Regions from separate parts of the Homo sapiens genome. Here region 1 is linked to region 2. A link is a loop called in an ENCODE intact Hi-C map of the cell type or tissue named here. Cell type or tissue: natural killer cell. All regions are shown on one strand. Each heading gives the region's core, and the rest is flanking DNA. Links, peaks and the distances in the headings are about the cores only. Region 1 overlaps KDM4B (lysine demethylase 4B). Region 2 overlaps KDM4B (lysine demethylase 4B).

The links. Peaks named below come from ENCODE experiments on the same cell type or tissue, not always from the same donor. Only the 100,000 strongest peaks of a DNase experiment are listed, where the experiment ranks them.
Region 1: a loop joins it to region 2, with 2.5 times the contacts of the local background. A loop is called at or near these places in 6 of 110 quality-filtered maps.

The regions. Positions count from the first base shown.
Region 1 is chr19:5,071,722-5,083,758 of GRCh38, reverse strand. It overlaps KDM4B (lysine demethylase 4B), which reads right to left. Exons shown (of 23, transcript NM_015015.3): 8 at 6,289-6,392; 9 at 1,255-1,392. Among named protein-coding and RNA genes, the nearest start is that of PTPRS-AS1, 100 kb to the left of the region's middle. RefSeq lists an enhancer at 1-341. In natural killer cell, for the core only: no CTCF peak of the experiment used is centred there; a DNase peak (open chromatin) is centred at 5,348; H3K27ac peaks cover 600 bases.
Region 2 is chr19:5,132,672-5,144,708 of GRCh38, reverse strand. It overlaps KDM4B (lysine demethylase 4B), which reads right to left. Exons shown (of 23, transcript NM_015015.3): 14 at 10,648-10,826; 15 at 9,148-9,370; 16 at 7,371-7,447; 17 at 7,033-7,088; 18 at 6,639-6,747; 19 at 557-742; 20 at 297-461. Among named protein-coding and RNA genes, the nearest start is that of PTPRS-AS1, 39 kb to the left of the region's middle. RefSeq lists enhancers at 5,344-5,443, 6,466-6,965, 6,966-7,467. In natural killer cell, for the core only: no CTCF peak of the experiment used is centred there; a DNase peak (open chromatin) is centred at 5,308.

The DNA of each region.
Region 1 (12,037 bases), core at 4,152-6,651, 61 kb after region 2:
CCTGCTGCATCACGAGCAGCCACATGACCCCAAACCAGAGGGAGACGCCGGGAGGGGCTGAGGCTGAGGCTGTCTCTGCGGGGAAGACAGAGGGGCTGGGAGGAGCTGGGCTGTTCAATGCTGCCCAGAAACAGCAGCCCTGAGCCAGGGCCACGTGGCCGAGCCTGGCCTGCCGGGACAGCTCAGTCCTACTTGGGGGCAGCCAGGAAAAGCACGCAGGGGACTTCAGGGACAGCCCTGGGAGGAGGCTCCCCAGCCCCCAGCTCCAGACAGGCAGCCAGGAAAGGGCTAGACCTGTGATGCCCAGACGGCCTCCTAGCTGCTTCCCTTCCCGGGTCCCACACTCCCCTTTCTGAGGCTTAGGATTCATAAGCCCCGTCCACGTCCCCGTCACTGGGACCCCAAGGCAGAGACCATGGGGGAGGGGGTGGCCAGCCAAGGCGACCCCGTCCCACCCGTGCCCAGCAGCAGCTCTTGTGGGCTTCCTATCCATCCAGTAGCCTCCCACACCCTCCGCATGGTCGAGAACAGCCACACAGATGGCTGTACGTGGCGTTAGGAGAGTGGGGAACAAGCGCTCAGTTCAGACGCCAATTGCTGGCCAATAATCGGCCTTCTGAGACCAGGAACGAGAATCACCAGAAAAAAATCAAGCAAGGGCCACTCACTGTGAGTCTTCCCACGGGCATGCTAAGCTCACCGTGACCTCCAGGGACCCCACCAGCAGGAAGCACCCAGGCACTGGGAGCTGGGGGACTGCCACTGACAGGGGAGCAGGGAGGGAGGGGGGCAGATGCCTGAGTGGGCTCCTGCCTGGCCAAGCGGCCCCCAGGAGAGAGATGTCAGCAAACAACCCAACCCCAGGACCATGATGGCCAGGAGATGCCCAGGAGCCAGCCAGCAGGGGGGACAATGGTGCTGGTGGAGGAAACACCCCAACCCCTAGACCCGAGCAGCCGGCCATGCCCAGGAGGCCCACGCAGGCCGAGGGATAACTGGTGTATGGAACTCGCTGGAGATGGGCCCTGGGCCACCATCGTCCACCCGACCTGCCCACCTCCTCTCCAGTCTTCGAGGTAAGGAGCGTTCTGGGCAAAAGCTCTCTGAGGAGCCCAGAATCAGACCCTGGTTGAGAGCCCAGGCCCTGGGCTGAGCGAAACGGCTGCTGGACCAGCTATGGGCGTGTGGCTGCAGAGGCAAAAAAGAGCCTCCTCCCGCCCTGCTGGGACCCGTTCCCAGCAGGCAAGCTTTTACCTGAGTGGCCACTTTGCCGTAGTCAATCCACCGCAGGGTGGCGAAGTTGGTAGATTCTGCGCAGTTGAACCCGTGATTGAAGCCGGCGTGGTAGCCGTAGGGAAATGTGATCATGAATTCCCCGGCCTCCTGCGTGATCTGCAGAGGGAAAGGAGACAGGTGAGGGCAGGGCCACCAGAGGCGCACCAGGGGATGGGACGTGGGCACTTCCCAGCAAGTGCCAGGGAGCCTGGCTTATGAGCCAAGGGGGTTTCACAAAGTCAAAGGTGATCCAGCGGCTCCAGGGGCTCCAGGGCTCCAGCCCATTTCCCACGCGGCTCATGAAGGACATAGTGAGCAGCCGCAGCCACAGCTCTGCAACCTCCACTCGGCTCAGCCGGGCCCCTCCAGCCCCAGCAGCCCCTGCCCTGCCCCAAGGCGGCCGTCAGCATCACCCCAGTGGGAGAACCGCAGATGGAGCCGTGGCTGGACACAATGCCCGTGGGGGTGTCTCCAGCCGGACCTTCATGGGGAGCGATGGGGGCCTCCTGCTTTGGAGGTGGCTGAGTCACACTCACAGTCACTGTGACATGTCCTGAAGCAGCTGGGGCTGGTTTCGGGGCGGGTGGTGCTGACAGCAGCTTTAGAGTGCTCTGAAGACAAGACACTGCACGCGCTCAGGACACCTTCTGCCCTCGCATGAGAAAGGAACCACCACTGCACGCGCAAAACACGCCAGGAAGGGGCCTGCGACACGCCGCCATCCCAAGCCATCTTTCAATTGTATCTCAACAAGGGGATCTCCATGAAGTCATGGAGATCCAGAAATATCTGCACACCGGGGGCATGACCTGACACCACAGATCAGCACCCTGGAGAGCGGGCCAATGCTTCCAGACCCAGGTCCAATTCGGATGTTCGGCCCATTCGACTTTGCAGGTCTCTGAAGCAGGACCCCCTAAACTGAGGAGCCGAGGCGTGCGTGGCTGGGGTGGGGCCCACAATGACCCCAGACCCAAGGTTTCCCAACAGCCACCCCAAGGTCTGGAAGAAAAGGCAGGGCTGCCTACCAGGGCTGGGGGGCTACAGCCTTGTGCCCTAGGAACCCTCCCCACTCTGGGGACACTCGAGATGGCCACACTGACCCCCACTCCCTGCTCACTGCTAAGCCCGTTGATAAAGCCTTTGAAAGACGACCATCCAGAAAGATCAACAACAAATTTGGAGTGATGGCTCCCACCTGCTGCACCCCGGGGCTCAGGCCAAGGGCTTCTAGGAGGTGGGGCTGTGGGCCCAATCCACAGACGTGGAAACTGAGGCTCATGAACTAGAATCCTTGAAGTCAAGTGGGCTCCTCATCTTTATTTAACATCCAGTAAAACGCAGGGATCACAGGCTGCTCGGAGTTCTGGGCGTAACCACTGATCCAGACAGGAACAAAACATGCCGGGCCCCCAGGCACCCCTCCTACCAGCCCTCTACCAGGCCATCCCCACCGAACCACGCACGCGCTCTCAGTCACCACAGACCTCGTTCCCTCCTAGTGGTTCACATGAATGGCGTTGTACGGCAGGGACACGTGCCTGTTGTCTTCCACCTGGCGTGCGTTTCTGAGATTTGTTCCCACTGTCCTGTGCACCAGGCGACCGCTCCTTTTCATTTCTAAACAGTACTCGGTTGCGCGTGGATCTATGGTTATTTATTTATCTATCCTCCTGTTGATGGACGTGCGGGCTGTTTCCAGTTTGGGGCTCTCGTGAAGAAAACTGCTAAGAACACTTATGTACCAATCTTTCTGGAGACATATGTTTTCATTTCTCCTGAGTAAATATGCACAGAGTGGCATCGCTGGGGCACAGGGTACATGCTTCCGTTTCCAAGAAAATGCCGAACGGTTTTCCATGGCCATGGCACCGCCCTGCATCCACCCCGGCTGGGAGCAGCGTGCAGCTGCGCCCTCCTCACTGGCATCTGGTGGCGGTGTTCTGACGTGGCCGTCCTGGGGCTGGCGGTGTCTCCCAGCTGGCTGCCTCTGACTTCTACCGATGCTGGGCACTGAACCATGGCTTTCGTTCCTGCAGCTCCTTCGTAACGCGTCTGCTCAAGCCCCTCACGCCGAATTCATCGGGCCATTTGTTTTCTTATCTCTGATTTGTAGGAGTTCTCAGGCCTGCTGATCATTATATATTCCCCCAGAAAGATGAGCAGAGATTGCTGGATACACTGAAGTCGCCAATAAGCCATCAGAACTGGTGAGGCTTTCAGAAGCCAGCCACGGCGTCAGACATCAATCAAAACTGACACAGCTTGGAAAAATGCCAGTCCTTAAGAACACTGTGATATTTTTCTTTTCAAATAATTAATTGCACCAATCAAGGGAAGTCAGTGTGCATTAAGTTATATTTTTAAATTCCCATTCAAGTGACAGCCACGTGCAGCAGAACGAGCACGCGGCAGAAAATAGGGGTGGGGGGGGAACACACGTGGCCCCAGGGCCTGGCCCCCGCCGTGCAGGACATGGGGTCCCCAAGGGCTGGCCCTCACTGTGCAGGACGTGGGGTTCTCTGGGCCAGCTTCTCCCCACTACGCTGGGAGCTCCGTGAAATGAGGGGCAAATAAAATTAAGGTTTGGGGCTTTTTAAAAAAAAACCTAATTACTGGGCCGGGCATGGTGCTCACACCTGTAATCCCAGCATTTTGGGAGGCCAAGACAAGAGAAACACTTATGCCCAGGAGCTTGAGACCAGCCTGGACAACAGAGTGAGACCCCATCTCTAGAAAAAAAGAAAAGTTAAGAAAGTAAAGTAAATGCCATTACTGATTCCTTTATCCTATTTGAGCCGGCTTCGGAAAGGCTTTTCCCTGACCACCTGCTCTAAGGCCAAGTGACGGCTCCCTGTCTCTCCCCTGGAGAACCAGGCCTGCAGGCATGCGTCAGGCAGACATCAGACTCAGAGCCTTCAGGGATCCAGCTGGGCCCCCGGAATGCCAAGATTGAATGGGGGTGATGGCAGCAGAGAGCCAAGCTCTCACAGTGTAAGGACCTCACTCCCCCAGCCCTCCTATGAACCAAGGCCTAGAAGAGAAAATGTGCTCGGTTAGGACAAGAAGATTATGTTCCTGCGAGAAAACCTGCATCCTGGTGGCTTCGTTCCACACTCACGGTGTCTGTCCCCTGTGTCACTGCTGTCAACATTATCCAACAATCAATTAGAAGGCGTTGGGATGATGAATAGGCTTTGCGGCAAAGTCATCAGTGGTGACAGGACGCGGCCCCAGACACCAGGCACGGAGAAAGCCCGGAACTCGGTTTCCTCTGCGAGCTCTTGCAGAATAAATGAGGGAGTCAATGGCAGATTACAGAAGTACACACTTTTAATTATTAAAAAGCTCTGCTATTGATCGGCTTTTTCTCCTAGAAGTAAATACCATTACAAAGATTTATAAGGGGAGTGTGGGGAGTCACTTGTTTGAAGGCTGCCAGGAATTCAGATGAGGGGACCCACGCTGCTGTCTGGAAGGGACGTTCATCTCAAGCCCATGGCGTCTGAGAGGCTGAAGGACGGTCCCCAGGCCGGGCGGCACAGGGTGCTGTTCGCTGCAGTGGGACAGGGGCCTTCACTGTGGCAGCCTCTGGAGAAACTGGCGCCCGGCCCCAGCAACCAGCTGGCGGTGTTGGGGAGCGCAGCCGTACTGCCTGGACCCCGCCTGCTACCATGCATGGTGCCAGCAGCCGCTCTGAGGCTGGTGGTGAGCCACCTTTGGCTCAGGTTCAGGAACTTTACAGATAAACTGCAGTGCGATACAGATGCTGACCTGGGAGTCCAGGCCACTCACTGCCTGCCCACCCCTTCGATGGGCACCCCCCTCCAGGAAGCACCACTTTGGAGAAGGTTTTAGACAAACCAGCCAGAAAATCAGTACTTCTCACTTCCCTGAGCAATGCCGTGATCTGTCTGGTTTTGCTGGTACTGAATGATGTTCCAACCAGAAGACGGGGGAGAAGAGGAAAGGCCGGAAATGCGCACTTCTCCGAGCGAGATCTGTGCTGTCTGATGAATGCCTGCAGCGGCTGGGAGGCGGCCTCTGGGTTGCAGCCCCGCCAGGAAGAGCGGATCCCCGATGTGTGAGCTGATGCTTTGGCGGTTTGATTGAAATGTCACAAGCAATTTCCGGCTGGCTGACACTCAGGGCCTCACCACAGAGCACGCTCCCGAGCCTGCACATCACTCTTCCCGTGGAACCTCATGAGCTGGGCTGCGGCCCAGACCTGCCTTGCAGGTTCTTGGCACGTGCCTCTCACCTGGACAGAGCTGGGGACACAGGCCTAGACTCTCCCATGGACAAAGGCTTCTCCATGGGGAAGGAACTGCCTCGAGTGGGTGCAGTTGCTGAGCTGGACCCTGAGCACAGCCTGCTCTGCTCCTGGGACACCAAACCCCAGCTGTCCATCAAATCAGGTGTAGGGAGGCCCCACCCCCCGGCCTCAGGTCTCCTCCATCACAGCCTCCACCAGCAGCCCCTGAAGCAGTGAACTGAATGAGTTCACAGTCTTCACGGTGCAGGAGAGCCCGAAATGTCACTTCTAAACAGGCAGTTCTCTCCACGGCCGGGTGACATGGGCCGTGGGGGTGCCTGAGACTTAGGGTGTGGCCTGGGGCGGTAGGAACCAGGTTCCCACCTTGCACGGGACGAGGGGCCCTGCCCTCTGTTTCTTTGGCAGCTTCCTGCCAGGTCAGCAGGGCCTGCCCCTGCCCTTCCACCCCTGCAGCCCCTGCGGAGGGGCCTCTGATGGCCACACCCAGGAGGAAGTTTTGGTTTGGTTTGGGAGGGGAGGTTAACACCCCGCCAGATTCAAGCTCTGCCATCTTCGCTTCCCCGTGGAAGAGCTGGAGGCTAACTGCTGAGCCATGCGGCCCTCCTCTGGCATGCTAATCACTGTTCTAGAAACTTCTCCAGGGTTAAACAGCTTATCTCCTGGGGTATGTGCGGCCACCTGGGCTTGGACCCGGTACCCACTTCACCCACAGGCGTGCAGGCCCCACCCGTACGCACCCGGCTGAAGGGGATCCCGTACTTCTTCAGGATGATGGGCGAGATGAGGGTCATCTTATGCCGCAGGAAGGCGTCGCAGCCCTGCGAGCTCCCGGGGAAGAAGCCTAGGGCCGAAAAGACAGACGTCAGTCTCCTGGGCCACAGCCGGCCGGGGTCAGCGAGGATGCTGCCCTCTGGGCAGGCTGGCTCTTTCCTCCCATGGAGAGCGGGCGTGTGGGAGCACAGAGCACGGCCCAGATCTGCCCTTGGTTCTCAGGGCCCCAGTGCCTGCAGGTCGGGGGGAAGGAGATGCGCAGGAGCCGCCCCATAGTGCCCTGCTGTGAGCTCTGCAGGTGGCAGACAGTGGTGACACCCTCTGGCCTCTGCGCAGTGACCATGTGAGCAGATGCCTGGTCTCGTCTCTGCCCAGCAGCAGGGGCAGCCAAGGGCCTCCTCACCAGGGGAAGGACCAGGGTTACTTGTGTGACAAGGTGCCCACCCATGGCATACACTTGGGTCCCTCACAGGGCACGGCTATGCAGAGACTTCTCCTCCGACCTCCCCAGACAAAATCCACCAGACCACAGCCCACACAGTCGCTCGGTCAATGAGAGAGCACGATCCTGGGGAGAGGACACGGTGTGGCCGCTCTCGTCACTCGGTCAACGAGACAACATGACCCTGGGGAAAGGACGCAGCGTGGCCGCTCTCGTCACTCGGTCAACGAGACAACACGACCCTGGGGAAAGGACACAGGGTGGCCGCCCTCGTCACTCGGTCAACGAGAGAGCACAACCCTGGGGAAAGGACGCAGTGTGGCCGCTCTCATCACTCATTCAACGAGAGAGCACGACCCTGGGGAAAGGATGCAGTGTGGCCGCTCTCGTCACTCGGTCAACGAGAGAGCACAACCCTGGGGAAAGGACGCAGTGTGGCCGCTCTCATCACTCGGTCAACGAGAGAGCACGACCCTGGGGAAAGGATGCAGTGTGGCCGCTCTCGTCACTCAGTCAACGAGAGAGCACGACCCTGGGGAAAGGACGCAGTGTGGCCGCTCTCGTCACTCAGTCAACGAGAGAGCACGACCCTGGGGAAAGGATGCAGTGTGGCCGCTCTCGTCACTCAGTCAACGAGAGAGCACGACCCTGGGGAAAGGATGCAGTGTGGCCGCTCTCGTCACTCAGTCAACGAGAGAGCACGACCCTGGGGAAAGGATGCAGTGTGGCCGCTCTCGTCACTCGGTCAACGAGAGAGCACGACCCTGGGGAAAGGACGCAGTGTGGCCGCTCTCGTCACTCGGTCAACGAGAGAGCACGACCCTGGGGAAAGGATGCAGTGTGGCCGCTCTCGTCACTCGGTCAACGAGAGAGCACGACCCTGGGGAAAGGACGCAGTGTGGCCGCTCTCGTCACTCAGTCAACGAGAGAGCACGACCCTGGGGAAAGGACGCAGTGTGGCCGCTCTCCTCTCGGAGCTGATGTTCTAGAACCAGACCAGCCAGGGACGGTGAGGAGTTAGCAGTGCTGCCTCCCCCTTGGGCACCTGCTTTCAAGGCCATGAATGAGACTGTGCACCTGCCCCCCCACACAGCACAGCGGGTGTCCTCACTGTCACTGCACAGGTGAGGAAATCGAGGCCCGGGCCACCAACTGACTCACCCTCGGCCCCAGCACCACCAGGAAGTGGCAGAGTGGGCCTGACCCCGAGCTGTGGTCAGAGCTCACAACCTCTTCCTGTTGGGCCGTGCTCAGCATGGTGGGCTGCGTACATGTGTGTGGGGCTGTCTGTCTAGGAGTGCGCTCTGCAGCTGACTTAAAGCAGCGCCTGGGAAACAGGCACTCACACCAGCAGCTTGGCGCCTTCACAAACCTCACAGCCAGGCTGGGCGCGGTGGCTCACACAGGGAATCTCAGCACTTTGGGAGGCCGAGGCAGGTAGATGGATCTCTTGAGGCCAAGAGTTGGAGACCAGCCTGGCCAACATCACAAGACCCCATCTCTACAAAAATAAAAATAAAAATAAAAAATAAACCAAGCTTCCTAATTAGCACAGTTCAGGAATGTTTCCAAATCACAAGGTGAAGACCCGTGCATTTGGCGGGTAAGGTAAGGATGCCCCGGCTTCCCGGCAGCAGCTGCTGAGGCCCACGCCCCTCAGTGTGCAACACAATCCCTGTGCCAAAGGGACTTCCCTGAAGCAGCCGGGCCCCCGGAACCAACACCAGGGGAGCCAGACGGGCCCAAGCCAGGAAGAGCAGTTCAGGGAGGGGACTTACCGCCTCATCTCGGGCACTTCCTGCTCCACCACCCACTCTGCAAGTGGCAACGGGCAGGAGGCCGGCCCAGGAGGCAGGAGGACGGGGGTCAGATGTGGACCAGGAGGGGCACTCCCGGGTGAAGCCCGGCTCCAGCACAGACTGCGGAGACTAGGACCTGCTCCCCAACAGGGCTGCCGGCTCTCTCCCGGCTGCGCCTGCGTCCCCTGCCCTGTGACGGTAGAGAGGTACTGCCATGTGGACGACAGAGGTGTGGGGTGTCACGCCTGCAGCAGACAGGAAGCCCACAGGCGTCCACCTCCTGCCAGGACTGACCAACAGCCTCGGCCAGCCCGAGGGCCCTTCTAGAAGCCTGCACAGACCTCAAGCGCCTCCAGGACGGGACACACACCCATTGGGTCATTGGTGGAAGGCGGCACAGCTGTGTGCGAGAGCACCAGCACACGGAGGCCCAGGCGCACGGGGAGGCGGGAGAGCGGGGCCACGGTGCTTCTGCTGACACCCAGCCACGCAGACACCACGGTGAGGTTTTGCAAAGTACAGGGGTTTGCCGAATCCAGCAACTTTTCTCCACACTAAAAGCATTTCAACGAGAATGATGACTGCCTGCCGCCCGGCCTGCCGGCGGCCTCTCCGCAGTTCCTCTTTTTAATGCACAGTTTAAGTGGCTCTCATTAAAGCTCTAACAAAGGCGCACATTTTAAGTGATTAGCACCAATAAGGCGCCAGCACATTAATGCTCTCTCCATAGGCTCCACAACTCTCCCGGTGAGCCCATTTGGAGCACAGCTATTCATTTTCCATATTACTCGCACACCCCTTCCACCGTCCCAACGATGGAACACATCGCCTGCCCCAAAAAGAGTCTGGGAGGGGCACCTAGGAACACAAGGGGGGTCGGGTAGGCTTTCCCCATTAGTGCCCCATCCTGCCCCCAGCTGCCTTCCAGAGGGGAGGGCAGGGCCCTGAGCCAGAGGCCACAGGGGACTCAAGGTGTTTCCACGCAGCTGCAGGCATCTGACACATCCCACAACCTTCCTGACCCTCCTCGGGGTTCACAGCCAGGCTGGCTCCCAGAATTTTAGAAGCTGCTCTGCCCTGCTGAAGGGTGACTAGGGTCTCACTCTGTCACCCAGGCTGAAGTGCAGTGGCTCCATCACAGCTCACTGCAGCCTTGACTTCCCAGGCTCACGCTATCCTCCCGCCTCAGCCTCCTGAGTAGCTGAGACTACAGATGTACAACACCACGCCCAGCTAATTTTTACAGAGACAGAGTCTCACTATGTTCCTGAGGCTGGTCTTGAACTCCTGGGCTCAAGCAATCCTCTGACGTCAGCCTCTCAAAGCACTGGGATTCCAGGTGTGAGCTACTGCACCTGGCCAGAGTCCATACTTTCTAAGAACCCCTGTGAAAGCACCACCAAGAACTAATTCTTCCCTGGCTCCCCCTCACCCAGCCCAGGCACTGAGCCCTCTGCACACTTAGAAACCAAACCAGCCCTCCAGGTGCCTGGCCTGGCCTCAGGGTAGAACTGGTCACATTCCAGGGAGAGGGGATGTGGCAGTGCTTGGGGACAGGGGTGGCCTCACCAGATCCTGCCTGTGGCCTCTCCAGCAGGCTCCTGTCAACCTCTGCTTTTCTAATGCAAAAGTCACACTGGGTGAGAAGGGAGGGGACAGTGGCTAACTGTAGTCTCAGTTAAATATGGAGGGGGAGAAGTGGCTGGCAAGGATGGGGTGGCCCTCTCGATCTGGGCACCAGAGAGCACCAGGAGGGGCCCGCCTGGGTGAAGCCCAGCTCCAGTACAGACTGCGGAGCCTAGAGCCTGCTCCCCACCGGGGCTGCTGGCTCTCCCCAGGCTGCGCCTGCATCCCCTGCCCTGTGGCAGTAGAGAGGTACTGCCGTGTGGACGACAGAGGTGTGGGGTGTCATGCCTGCAGCAGACAAGGAGCCCACAGGTGCTCCCTGACCGCTCAGTGAGGTTTTCTTCAGTGGCTTTCTAAGTGTGGCTGGCTGAAAAATGGAACTCCAAGGCACCCACATGCTAACCCCTGGGACCTGTGAGTGTGGTACCTTCCATGCTGAAAGGGACTTTGCAGATGGGATCGAGTTAAGGATCTTGAGGTGGGGGAGCACCCTGGCTATCCGGGTGATCCGATGTCATTCCATGGGTCCTCAGAACAGCGAGGCAGAGGGACTGTTGGTTACAGCAGAGGAAAGTGAGGAGACCAGAGACAGAGGCTGGAGTGATGCGGCCCAAGTCAAGGGATGCAGGTGGCCTCTAGATGCTGGAGAAGGGAAGGCAGAAACGGGTTCTCCCCTGGGACCGAGCCAAGGAATGCGGGCGGCCTCTAGACACTGGAAAAGGCGGGAAGTGGGTTCTCCCCTGGTGCCTCCAGATGGAACTGGCCCTGCCTGCACCTGGGTTTTAGCCCCTTAACATGCATTTTAGACTCCTGACCTCCAGAACGGTGAGAGAATAAACGTGTGTTGTTTTCAGCCATTAATTCTGTGGTCATTTGTTACAGGAGCCTCAGGATGCTAATACAACATGGGGAATGTTTCTTTAGCTTATGTCTTCAAATTTGTTTTGGAAATTGGTATTAAAAACATACAATGGGAGAAATGCTTTAATCTAGCTTTTCTTTCACAGCTTTAGTATGTAAGTGAGCTGGACCTTTGCTACGGCCTGTCTGTGACTGCAGAATTTCTACTACCAGAAGCGTGCTCCTAAGACCAGGATTCACCTGTGCCTAAGAAAGGGGTCCAGGTTTCCAATAGAAACGCTCAAAAATACCAAGAGCAAAGCCCTCAGTCCAGAAGCCAGGAGAGCACATGCCAGGAGAGGGCCCAGCCCACTCCCCAAGGACTCCCTTCCCCTCCGTCCCCACCACCGAATCTGCCGCGCTTGGGCAACATTTCCTGCACAGCCACGTGACTCCTGGCGCAGTCTCTGGGACAGGAGACCCTTATTTCCCTAGAAAGACTGACAGTTCCCATCTCCAAAGCCAAAAGCCCATGGGAAGGGGGAAGAGAGCATGTGGCGGGCGTCCTTTGGCTCGAAGGTTTGGAAGGGACAGAGGACAGCAACCAGGCAGTCCCGGGAGCCTGTACTGAGGCTGGGTGAGAGCTCCTGGAAAAGCTGTGGCTGTCGCTTGCTGAGCTGCCTGACGCCGTCCTTGAAGGGCGGGGTGCTCGGACAGGGCCCTCTCAATGCTGTCAGAGGAACAACGGGCCCTCACTGACCCTCACCCCTCACGCACCCCAAGCTGTCCACCTGCCAATGCGGAGGAGCCAGCTCTTGAGCAGCTGGGAATGGACCAGCGGGAGGGAGGAACTGCTTTAGCCAGCTGTGTCTTTTCATGACTCTCCAGGCACTTAGGAGCAGTGAGGTGTCATGAAACTTGCACCCCTGTTGTGCTGTGATGCCGGCGCTGACATGGGGACCCTGCCCAAGTGCCTCAGGGCTGGGTGGTCAGGGGAGCTCAGGGTGG
Region 2 (12,037 bases), core at 3,882-6,381:
TCCGCGCTGGCAAGTGAGGTTCTCTGCCTGAAGCCCCAAAGCTGGCTGCGGGGGCCCGGGGTAGCGGGGCGGTGCAGAGCCCTGGCTGCGGGTCGCTTTCTGCTGAACAGTGAGCGGTGCTTTTCCTGAAGGGGCCTGGGGCCCTGAGGACAAGGGGACCCCATGAAGGGATCTGGAGTCAGGCCACTCCTAGCTTCCCCCCGCCCACCCCCACAGCTCACCGTGATGCTCTCAGGGTACAGGTTGTCGCTGTGCTCCCAGCCTCCCCCCGCCCCCTGCCCCACCCCACAGCTCACCGTGATGCTCTCAGGGTACAGGTTGTCGCTGTAGGAGCCATCGTCGAAGTTCACTTCGTAGCAGGTCTGCGAGGCGGCACCGATGACGCGACAGCGGTAGTACAGCCCGTTGCGGTTCTTGGTGATGACCACCTGGCCTAGGGACACGGCCCTCAGGAGTTGGACCTGGGAGGGTGCGGAGGGTGTGGGGGGCGGTCAGCGCGGGTGTCGGTGGGGGCGGGAGCCAGGGGCTGGGGGCAAGGAGGCGGGCAGGCACTCACAGCGTGACCCCCCGACTTGTGCTTGAGGCAGGTGATGGAGACCACATAGGGCCAGTCGTCCGGCTCCATGAGCACGCCTGCGGCGTGGGCGCAGGTCACGTGGAAGGACGTGGAGCAGTGCTCGTAGGAGCACTGGATACAGGCACCTGACACCTTCTTCATCCGCTTCCGGCAGTACACGCATTTCTGGGGATGGGGACACAGGCAGGGGCATGGGGCTCGAGCTTCCCTAGGGACCCTGGAACGGAGTCCCCGGCCCCTCCCGGCACAGCCTTCAAGGGAGGCATCGCGGGAGTGGCCCTGCGCTCTGCCCAGTGAGGGTTCCCCTCCACAGCCCAGAGCCCGCAGCCTCCCTGGCCAAGCCCTCCAGACCCACTGACCCAGCCTCCTGCTGCTCAGCCTCTGGGGAGTCCTCTCCCATCCCCCCTGCATGTCACTGGCTGCTGGGACAGATCAGCCCCCGGGGAGTCCTCTCCCGTCCCCCTGCGTGTCACTGACTGCTGGGACAGACACTGAAGAGCCCCACGTGGTGTCGCTCAGCCAGAGGAACCACGTGGCGACAGAGATGTGCCCTGGGGACACAGAGGTGAGTGCAGACCATGTGACCCCGTGTTCTGCAACCCCCAGGGCAGGCCACCCCCAGACACAGGAAGTGGGCTCGTGGGCACAGGGTAGGGGATGGGAGCGACTGGTAATGGGGCCCATTCTTCATGGGGTGATGAACTGTTCTGGAATTAGACGGTGTGATAGTTGGCACAACTCAGAATGTACTAAAAAACATAGAGTGGCACACTTTAGAATGGTTAGAGTGAAGGATTTTTTCTTTTTTTTTTTGAGCCTGGGTGCTCTGTCACCCAGGCTGGAGCACACGGCGCGATCATAGCTCACTGCGGTCTCCAACTCCTGGGCTCAAGCAATCCTCCCACCTCAGCCTCCTGAGTAGCTGGGACCACAGGTGCAACCATCATGCCTGGCTAATTTTTGACTTTTGTAGAGGTGGAGTCTTGCTATATTGTCCAGGCTGCTCTCAAACTCCTGAGCTCAAGGGATCCTCCCGCCTTGACCTCCTAAAGTGCTGGGATTACAGGCGTGAGCCATCGCGCAGGTCCTTTACATCGGCTTTTAATAAGAAGCCCTGAGAGAAGCCTCCTTGGTGAGGAGGGAGCACCGGAGAGCCACCTTTCATCCCTTGAGGCTCCCGCTGCAACACCTGCCCGAGCCAGCACCGGGGCCCTGGCGGCCGCCACACCCACGCCAGGCCCAGCTAAGCATTTAATAAGCGGCACCGTCACCACTCTATAAACCACGTTCAAAAGCCAGATAAGCCAAGGGCCTGGAGCAGGGCCGATCGACGGCATCGAGATCTCGTTATTAAACTGTAAATACCCAATTCTCCCATCACACAACACGCGCCAGGCATCACTCCAGCACGGCCTCCCCCTCCGGCAGAGTAGCCAGTGTGTAGGAGTGGAGGCTGTGCTCCCTGGGGAGCCTGGGGGTGGGGGAGAGGCCCCACCTGGACACTGTCAGGTGGGGTTGCTGAGCCGTCTTGAACACGTCACCCACAGGCCTCCACCCCTCGGCCCAGGCCCAGGAGAAACCCAGCCCCGGGGCAGGCTGGTGCCCAGCACCATCCCCTTCCGCCTCGTGGTAGCAGGCAGCCCATGACCCTGCATCTCCACGTTGTGAAAAGCGTGCCCCCGGACCCATGGGACCATTTGTCAGGAGCTGTGCCTGGGGCCGAGGTTGCCCAGAGCCACCCCTACTAAGGCGAGGTCCAGTCACGCCACGCGCTGTGGCCACAGGAGGTCGGGCAGGCGTTCTTGGCCGTCACCTCCCTTCCTGGGAGCCGCAGTTTGAAGACCCACATCCAGTGCTGGCCTGGCCCAGGCCAGTGTGTGCCGGGGAGTCAGGGTCTACGGCCCGTGGGGGGCCTGGAAGGGCCCAGGCACTGGTGTTTGGTTCGAAGTTCCCGGCTCGGTGTCCTTCCTCGGAGGCCACAGGGCTGTGAGGACGACGCGGGTGGGCTTCAGAGGTCTGCAGAGCACCACGGCCTGGAGGAAGCAGGTGGTCACCGCTAGGTACCACCCATGAAGCTGTGTCCTCAGCCTGTCACACACTGAGGCGCAGTGGCTGTCCACCAACCTGCTTTCGCAAACAACCCCAACCCCTGAGGAGCAGAGAGCCCCTCCCTCCTGACCGAGCCCTACCCCTCCAGGCAGGACTGTGGGCAGTGGAGAGAGCTGGTGCAACTGCCCACCCCTCCTGCTGCCCTGGAGGCGCCTCCCCCCATCCCAAGCCCCTCCCAGACCTCCCAGATCCTCCAGGGAGCTCCCGGTGCTTTTGCCTGCTGCCAGGAACCTGCCCAGCCGGTAGGTGAGAAGCTTCTCAGCAGCACGGCCTTGAGAACGTGGTGATAACTTGGCCCAGGCGGGCGGCCAGCCGGAGCCCCCTGACTCACCAGGACTGCCTGGAGCCCTGAGCCGGTGGCTGGAGAAGTCCTGGAGACAAACTGACGGATGGGTAACCAGGAGTGAGTGCCCCATGCCTGCAGCCTGCCCGTGGCCCGCGAAGGTGGCTGGGCGGTTGGGCGAGCAGGAATTAACCGCCGCCTCCTTGCAAAGCCCCATTAAGCAGTACAAGCGGGCCTCGTGTAAAAGGATTTTTAATTCATCGTTACAAGCACCGGTAATGAAGAGGCTGCGTTCTGGAAATGTCAGATGATCCATAAGGCGTCGGGCAGGAGGACTTATCACTGCACCACGCATCGCACCATCACTCCACCTGAATCATGAGGCCTTTTACGCCCACGTTTGTGGACTGAGTCACTGGTGCCTCGGAAGCATCACCCGCGGGCTGCCGGCTTCCTAATCGCCTGGCCGTGCCCGGCCAGGCCGGCGTGACCCACTGCACACTCCACTCCACGAACAAGGAAAGAGGGCTCCCCTTCCAGATGAGCCTCTGTGACTGCCTGCACAGCCCTGCCCAGGTGGCCCAGCACCTGTGGGCTCCAAGCATGGCATCCAAGCCCGCCGGGCTCGTGGGCACCTCGCACCAGTGCATGGGAGCCCGGGCTTTGTGGCCGGCATCAGTCCCACCCTTGTGGTCTCCCCAGCAGACCCACCCTGCCAGACTGATCTGTCTGCTTCCAGCCCCACCTCCACGCAAGCCTGAATGTCAACACCAGGCACTGTGTCCGCGGCTGGGAAGATAAACCAGGCAGGAAAAGCAGGCAGGACGCTGCTGGGTGCTACTGGCTGCGGGCCCAGCCTCCAGGGGCCCACGAGACACGTGTGCAGAGGCCGGAGTGCACAGGGACAAATGCGTCCTCCCCATCAGCGCTGCCACATGCACAGCCCTTAGTGGGGACGCGGCCCCAGCAACATCTGCATTTTGCTCTCCTCATCTTTTTTTTTTTGAGACAGAGTCTTACTCTGTCGCCCAGGCTGGAGTGCAGTGGCGCAATCTCAGCTCACTGCAACCTCCGCCGCCCAGGTTCAAGCAATTCTCCCGCCTTAGTCTCCCGAGTAGCTGGGATCACAGGCACGTCCCGCCATGCAGAGCTAAGTTTTGCATTTTCAGTAGAGACGGGGTTTCATATGTTGGCCAGGCTGGTCTCGAACTCCTGACCTCAGGAGATCGACCCGCCTCGGCCTCCCAAAGTGCTGGGATTACAGGCATGAGCCACCAGGCCTGGCCTCCTCATCTTCTTTCTGGGCCAGGTCCCAAGGCTCTGCAGGAAGCTGATTTAAAGGGCCAGCTGAGTGTCATTTTCCAGCAGGCGTGGACAGCCCCAAGTGCCTTGTGCGCAGGTGGGCTACAGGGTGTGCAGCAGACAGCCCTGCAGGGCTGCAGCCCAGGCCATGATCGGCCAAGCCCCTCCAGGCCCCAGGCTCCTCACCTGCAGAACAGACAGTGCAGGATGACCCCACAGGCTCTCACTGTGTGGATCAAATGCAGTAGGTGACACTGGGGGCCTGGGGGAGCGAGGCTGCAGATTTGACAAGCCCTGAGCAGCTGCTAGTGCTCAGACAGGGTGGTCCATGCTTTAGGGAGTGGGCCCAGCTCACACCACTGCAACCCTGCATGGCGGGGACTGTGGCAACCCCACAGCACAGAAGGGACGGCCGAGGCACAGAGAGGTCGAGGAATCTGTCCCAAGTGCACAGCCAGCTGGTGGCCAGCACTGACCACTCCTGACTGCCCTGTGGCTCCAAGGGGTTCCCCAAAGGGGGGCCATCATTGCTGAGAGCAGGAGGAAGCTTCACAAGCCCCCACGATGAGGCCCCGCTACGCCCAAGGTGGCTGCGCGCATCTACGGGGGGCCTCAATGTGCACCAAGAGTGGAGCAGCAGAGATCCTCCAACTCAACCACAAAAGGCCAAGCAACCCAGGCACGGAATGGGCGAAGGAGCAGAACAGACGTTTCTCCAAAGACGGCATGCAGATGGCCAACAGGACTGTGCAAAGATGCCCAGCGTCACTGACCGCCAGGAGAACACAAATCAAACCATAGCGAGACCACCTCGCACCTGCTAGGGCGGCTGCTACAAAAAAGTCAAAGGTAGGTGTGAGTGAGGACGAGGGGAAGGGGAAAGCCCTGCACCCGGGGGGTGCGGATGGGAGTCCGTCCAGCCGCAAGGGAGAGCAGTTTCCTCCAGTGCTAAAAACAGAGCTGCCCGACGGTCCAGCAAGCCCACTGCTGGGTCTGTATCCACAGGAAATGACATCAGAATCTCCAAACCACAACCACACTCCCACATCCGCTGCGGCGCAACCCACAACAGCCTGAAGGCAGAGACATCGGCGGGTGCCCGGATCAACACAACGTCGTCCATCCACATGGTGGCACATCACTGAGCCAGGAAAAGAAGGAACTCCTGCCATATTTGGGTTGAATGAATGTGGATGAACCTTGAGGAAACTATGCCAAATGAAAGACACCACTCGCGCCTGTAATCCCAGCTACCCAGGAGGCCAAGGCAGGAAGATCTCAAGGCCAGGAGTTCCAAACCAGCCTGGGCAACATAGTGAGACCCCATCTTTTAAAAAAAAATTGGGAGTTAACCTAACTTTTTGGCACGTGCTTGTGGTCCCAGCTACTCAGGAGGCTGAGGCGGGATGATCGCTTGAGCCCAGGAGTTTGAGGCTGCAGAGAGCTGTGATCACACCACTGCACTCCAGCCTGGGTAACAGAGTGAGAGACCCTGTCTCTTAAGAAAGAAGCCGGTCGCAGAAGAATAAAGACTGTACAATCCCACTCACGTGGGGTCTATAACACAGGCAAACACACAGAAGCAGAGTGCTGGGTGCTGGGGTGGGCGGAGGGAGCTGCTGCTTAGCACGTGTGAAGTGTCAGTTATACAGGACGGGTGAGCGGGCCGCAGAGCCCTGCTGCCCACCACTGGGCCCGTGGTGAATGCTGTACTGAACCTCAGATGCTTCTTAAGAGGGCAGATCTCACGCTAAGCATTGTTACAATTGTTTGTTTTTTTTTGAGACAGTGCCTGGCTCTGTTGTCTAGGCTGCAGTGTAATGGTGCCATCACAGCTCACTGCAGCCTGGGTATCCCGGGCTCAGGCGATCCTCCCACCTCAGCCTCCCGAGTAGCTGGGACCACAGGTGTGTGCCACCACGCCCAGCTAGTGTTTTTTATTTTTTTTATAGAGATGGGGTCTCATCGTGTTGCCCAGGCTTGTTATAATTATTAGAAAAACAGCAAAGATCAGACAGCCCGGTTGTGTCGGGGCACGTGCGGTGCCTCTGCTTTTGTGGGAAGGTGGAAACTGCATGGGGTGCTCGATTCTGCAGAGGATGCCCCCAAGGCCACACCTGACGGGGCCTGCTTATCTCTGCCACCCTTGATGCCTTCTGATTTTTGTACCTTGCACCTCGGGGAAGGATTCAAAAAATAACACACCTGCTGAAGTCGGGATCACTGGCTTCCTGAAAGCTGCCCACCACCCCCATGGAGACGCAGAGCTTGGAGGAAAGACCGCTTCAGATCGCGCAGGTGGGGAGCCGAGCATGGCCGGCAGCCCTAGAGGCACGGGCAGGGTGGGCCTCGACCGCAAGGACCTACCAGCTTCCACCGCTGCTCGGGGATGGCGCTGATGTCCACAGGGTGGCGCTCAATCACGTTCAGGAAGCGCGCCTCGGGGACTGCGATGGCACAGATCACGTGGATCCACCTGGGAGGGCAGGTGCAGCGGGGTCAGGTGCGCCTCTGAGGACCTGGGCTGGTCACAGAGGGGCTGGGCGTGATGTGGCTGTCGGCTGGGTCAGGGCCTGGGGAACTTCAGGAAGGTCGGTGCAGGCGTATGCTCCTCCTCAGCCCTGGCCACCCCATCCATGACACAGGGCGGTTATGTGGAGGTGATGGTCAACCCCTAGGCACTGGGGTCACACCCTGCAGAGCCTCAGCCCAGGGCAGGCTCCCCTCCGGCCCTCCAGCCCCAACGCGCGGTGCCACCCACCTCCTATCGGTGGTCATCTGCAGCGCACCTCCTCGCAGGTTGCACAGGCAGCACTCCTGTGGAGACCAGACAGCCCTGGATGAGCAGGGCTCGGAGCAGGCTCCCCACACACTGCTTGGGGCCTGATCTGCCAACCGTCCCCAGCCCACGGCCCTTATATTTCAACCTAGCAGCCACCAAAGTGACGGGTGGGAATCCCTTGGGTTCCACCCCCTCAGGGCAGAGGTGAAGGAACCCAGGCCCACGGAGGGGAGACTACGCCCCAAAGTCACCCCACTGGAGTGGGGCCGGGGCCCAGGCCTCTCAGAGCACCACCCCCGCTGCGGGGAGCGAGTTACCGCAGTCCAGGCGTGGGCCGCGCACCGGGAACACGTCCAGCCTTCATTGACCAGCTCGGGACGGATGCCATAGCAACCTGGAAGACAGCGGGGGCTGGCTGAGATCTGGGGGGCAGGTGAGACTTGGGGAGCCGAGTGAAACTCAGGGGGAGGGGCCGGGTAACTTGGGGGCCAGTGTCCGTATGTGGAGTGACGAGGCCTCCGCACGCAGCTGCAGCATTCAGGGTGCGTGCTGTTCCCACCCTCTGAGCTTCAATCCAGGCCACTGCATGTGGAGCGAGAGAAAGGTCTGGAAGCTACTTGTGTGGAAAGAGGACGCAGGAGGGGAAGCAGGGACCCTGAGCTCCAGCTGGGTCTGCCGCGCTCAGCCTGGTGGTGTCTTGAGGGCCCCTCCTTGTTGGGTGTCTGCACCCCCAACAGCAGCTCCTCCTGCTATGTCCAGAAAGGCCAAAGCCGCAAGGGAGACTCACTGTGGGATGTGGCCCTGGGTCTGGAAATGGGGAAAGGGCACAAAAGGCCGAATCATGCCCCCAGAGCGAGGGCAGGGGTGCCGCCTGCCCCCCAGGGCTCTGCCTCTGCTGGGGATCACTGCCCCCAGTGTGGAAGGGGCTCTCTGCCAGTGCTGATGGCCCACTGAAGAGGCTGGGGGCGGGGACCTCACTGCCTCCAGAGCAGCAGGGTGGTGGGCACGGCTGGGGGTGGGGGCGTCTGCTGGGGTAGCCTGGCTGGGGCGGCCCGGCTGTGGCAGGCCTGGGACCCTCGGCAACCCTTCCCCCAGGGAGCCCATCTGCCCCGGGGGCACATCTCAAACCCAGGCCCAGCAAAGCAGAGTGAAGAGCCTCCCAGCCAGGAGACAACGCGAGCCCCCAGGCAGGCCACCGCCAGGAGGAAACCGACACAGATCTATGGCTGCCAGGGGCACAGAAAATTAAACGTCTCCAGAGAGCCCTCCTCCTTCCCTGAAAGTCCAATTCCTGCCACCGCCCCCCCGTGCGTGGGAAAGAGACAGACATCCATTTTCTTGTCTGTGACCATGGTCGAGCCTCAGGACTGGGGAGGGGTCCCTGAGAGCAGAGATAAATCAGACGCCCTGACCACGCTGCAATCTCACTGTGACCATCAGTTTCAACCACAGCCACAAATCACAGGCGTAGCGGCTGCCTGAGTTCCTCCTGTCGCCTCCCAGGCCTTGGAGAAGACTCGGCAGAACTGTCCAGAGGGCCAGTGAGGAGGAACCCTGCCTGGGCCAAGGTCAAGGGCAGGGATGTTTGCCCCCAAAGGCTGCTTGGCAGAGACAGCCATTCTCAGGGAACACAGCCTGCGGAGAGACGGGGTGCCTGGCCCATTTCTTGCTCTGGCCCTAGGGTGAGCTTCTGGGTGTCAGGGACAGGGTGGGATGAGCCCAGTGCCCCTTGGAGCAGAGGCTTCCTCCGCAGAGGCTGGCACCAGAGGCCAGCACCTGGGCCTGCACTGGCATCTTCTGGATGCTGGGGGCGGTGGAGGCCCTGTCCTGCCCCAGGGTGGCATGCGGTCATCCAGCCCTTCCATGGCCACAGCCTTTCCCCCTGCTCTAGATGGTGGGACCACAACGGGAAGGATGAGAAAGTCAGAAATTGCAGGAAGTCACCGGGGGAGGCCCCTGCCCTGGCCCTGAAAGTGCAGCCTGGGGAGAGGGGCCGGTGTGGCCCTCCGCAGGGGAGGATGGAGCCCCCACCGGCACCCCCACCAACACCCTGAAGGAGGGCGCAGCTCCTCTGGGCCCCACAGTGGCACTCACTGGCATGGACCTGCAGGCAGCACTTGCCGCAGGCGATCAGGGGGCTGGTCCCGTCGTCGCCGATGTAGGAGTTGGCAGGCAGCGGCTCCGTGTTCTCACCGCCAGAGGTGAAGCACATCTCAGGGATGAGCGGTCGGGTCTTCTGACGGCTTTTGGAGGGTAATGTGGCCGGGCAGCCCTCTCCGAGGGAGGCTATGGGTGCCTCCTTCTCAGTCTGTAGGGCCTGTAGGGGAGAGGCGACCTTCAGGGGACAGAGCCATGTGTGGGGCAGGCGGGCGGGCGGCGCGGACCTCTCTCAGGGCACCTGCCCCAGGCTTCGACACCCCCTGGCTCTGGAGGGGGAGGTCGGGGAGATGGCCAGAGCCACCTCGGCCCCTCTTCTCACTCCTCCAGAAAGTCAGGATCCCCAAACACTGTCTGACCCTGTCCCCAACCCGCCGAAGACCTTCCCATGAGGGTTGCATCCAGACACAGAGCTCAGGCTGGCCTGTGTGGCCCCTGGTGCTGGGTGGCCCCTGGCGCTGGGGTATGCTGGGGGTGGTGTGTGATGAACGAGTCTCCACACTCTGCCTGGCAAGGGGAATTAGGAAGACGCATGTCTGAAGTGGCATTCCAGGCCCTGTGGCTCCCAGCAGCCTCTCTGGCCTCACAAAGGACAGCAAGTGCCTGGAGACGGTGTCGGCTGTCAGGTCTTGTTTGTCTCAGGAACCAGAGCACTAAATCCAGCTCCCAGCAGCAGAGCCCCAAGACAGGCTCACCACCCTCGGCACAGCACTCTCCCTGGCTCTGTCCACCCAGACCCGGCCGGCGCACAGGCCTGGGGGGTGACGTCCCCAACCCAGGGCAGCTCTGCTGATGCCTGGACATGCTTGGCATGGGGCTAGGAGCTGGGAGTGCAAAGCATGTGGCCAGGTCCTGTCCTGGGGAGGCTGCATGCCCAGGGGAAGAGAGAAGGGGGGATCTAAGAGATCCGAGGAAAACGGCTGGGCTGGGTGCTGATGCCTGGGATGGCCGTGGGCAGAGGCCAGCTCCCCATCTGGGTGCAGAGGACAGGCGAGGCCAGCATGGAAAGAGCACCAGAAACAGGACCTTAGCCAGGTGCCCAGCTCAGCTAGACAGGCCAGGGTTTGCGGGAGCCCCGCCCGGCCACCCAGGTGGTGTACCTGGGCCTTCACTGCACTCCCACACCACCCGGCCCATCTCAGCGCCCACCAGACACGGGCGCTCCCTGAGGGCAGTGACCCCGAGCCTCCGCAGCCTCCCTCTGCCCCATCCACCATGGCTCATGTTGCACATGGGCACGTTAGTAAGCTTCATTCCAATAAAACCCAGAGACCAGGCTCTGCCTACGGCTGTCAGGAACAAGCCCTCACAACTCGGGGTGCTGGCCAACACCCTGCCCTGCGTGAGAGAGGGAGGCGTGTGGGGTGCCCGGTCCCTCGCCCTCTCCCACCGCCCCTGCCTGGGGTTCTCTGGGACCCGTGAGGCCCGCCTGCCCACCTGGCAGTAGGGGTAGAAGAGCGTGCAGATGGCGCAGTAGGGCTCCGTGCGCGCAGCCGCTGCGTTGAACTTCCTCTCGGCCTGGAAGCTGGCCGCCCTGTTCTTCCACTGCAGAGACAGCAGCGGCCTCAAGGCGTCCGGGTCACTCACATCTTCCTCCCCGGAGAAAGGGGATGCCTCTAGAAGAACAGAGGGGAGAGGGAGAGAGACACTTGAGCCCCCTAAAAACTCGTCCAAGGAATCACCCCAACTGCCCAGGGGATGGCCCCGGGTCTACAGCCCTGGCTGCCCACAGGGTCCCTGGCCCATAGCTCCCCCTCCACCTGCCTCCTGGCTGCCCCATTCTCCACAATGCCCATCAAGCTGACACTGCAGCGTCCCATCCCATCAACAGGAGGGGGACACGTCTGTCTCGGCTGACTGCCACCTGAGGCCAGAGCCCCCAAACATGGTTCCTCTGAGCCCCTCCCCCAACACCTGGTTCTCCCTGGACATCCAGAGCCGTCCACTCACCCAGGGCCTTCTGGGCCAAGGACTGGCCAAACTCAGTGCCCAGCCCTGCCCCGGCTGCCCTACACCCGTCCTGGGGTCTGAGTCTGAGTGGGGGCGTCGGCAGTGACCAGCCGAGACTCAGAGACACTGTCCTTCCTGTCTTAGGTGGGCACAGACTCACTGAACTCAAGGGAGGTGCCAGAGGAGTGCGACAGGGAGTCAGGAGGGGCCGTGACCAGGGCTAGGAAGCCAAGGCAGCCCGCCCCAGGAAGAGCTGCGTGACGGGGACACTCTCCCGGAAGGCAGGTCTGCTGCTGAGAAGCCGCGGCGGTCTCTCTCCCACCTGTTGCCTGTTCCCATTGAACTCTAATGGCCTCCATTGCCAGCTGCCGCACCCCAATCTCCCCACGTCCCCTCCCTGCATCTCCTGTGGACACAGGGGTGCTGTCCCCAGGAAGTGGGGTGCCCACTCCTGTGGCCCAATCCTCAGCCCAACCTAAAGGGGAGCCTGGGGTCCTGGGATCAGCCCAGCTGTGGCACTGCCCCTGGTTCACCTAGAGGAGGGCAGGGCAGGGCAGGGCAGGCTCCCCGAGGTGGAGGCCCAGGTCTCCCATGGTGGACTCAGGAAGCCCTTAGGCCAAGACTCCTCTGAAAACCCAAACCAGACAGTACCGCCAGCGGAGCCCAGGGAAGGCCCTAAGCGGCCCCGAGGCCCTGGGGATGAGAACAGAGCCACTGGCTGCGTCTGTCACTCACAACCCCAGAATGCCTGGGGTTCTGGGGCCGTGATGGTCTCACAGGCAAATGCTCCGGTCTCACCAAAGGGTCACAGTGGGGTGTGGGGAGTGGGGGAGTCCACGGAGGCCCCAGAGATGCCTTCTGGAAGGATACCTGGGTA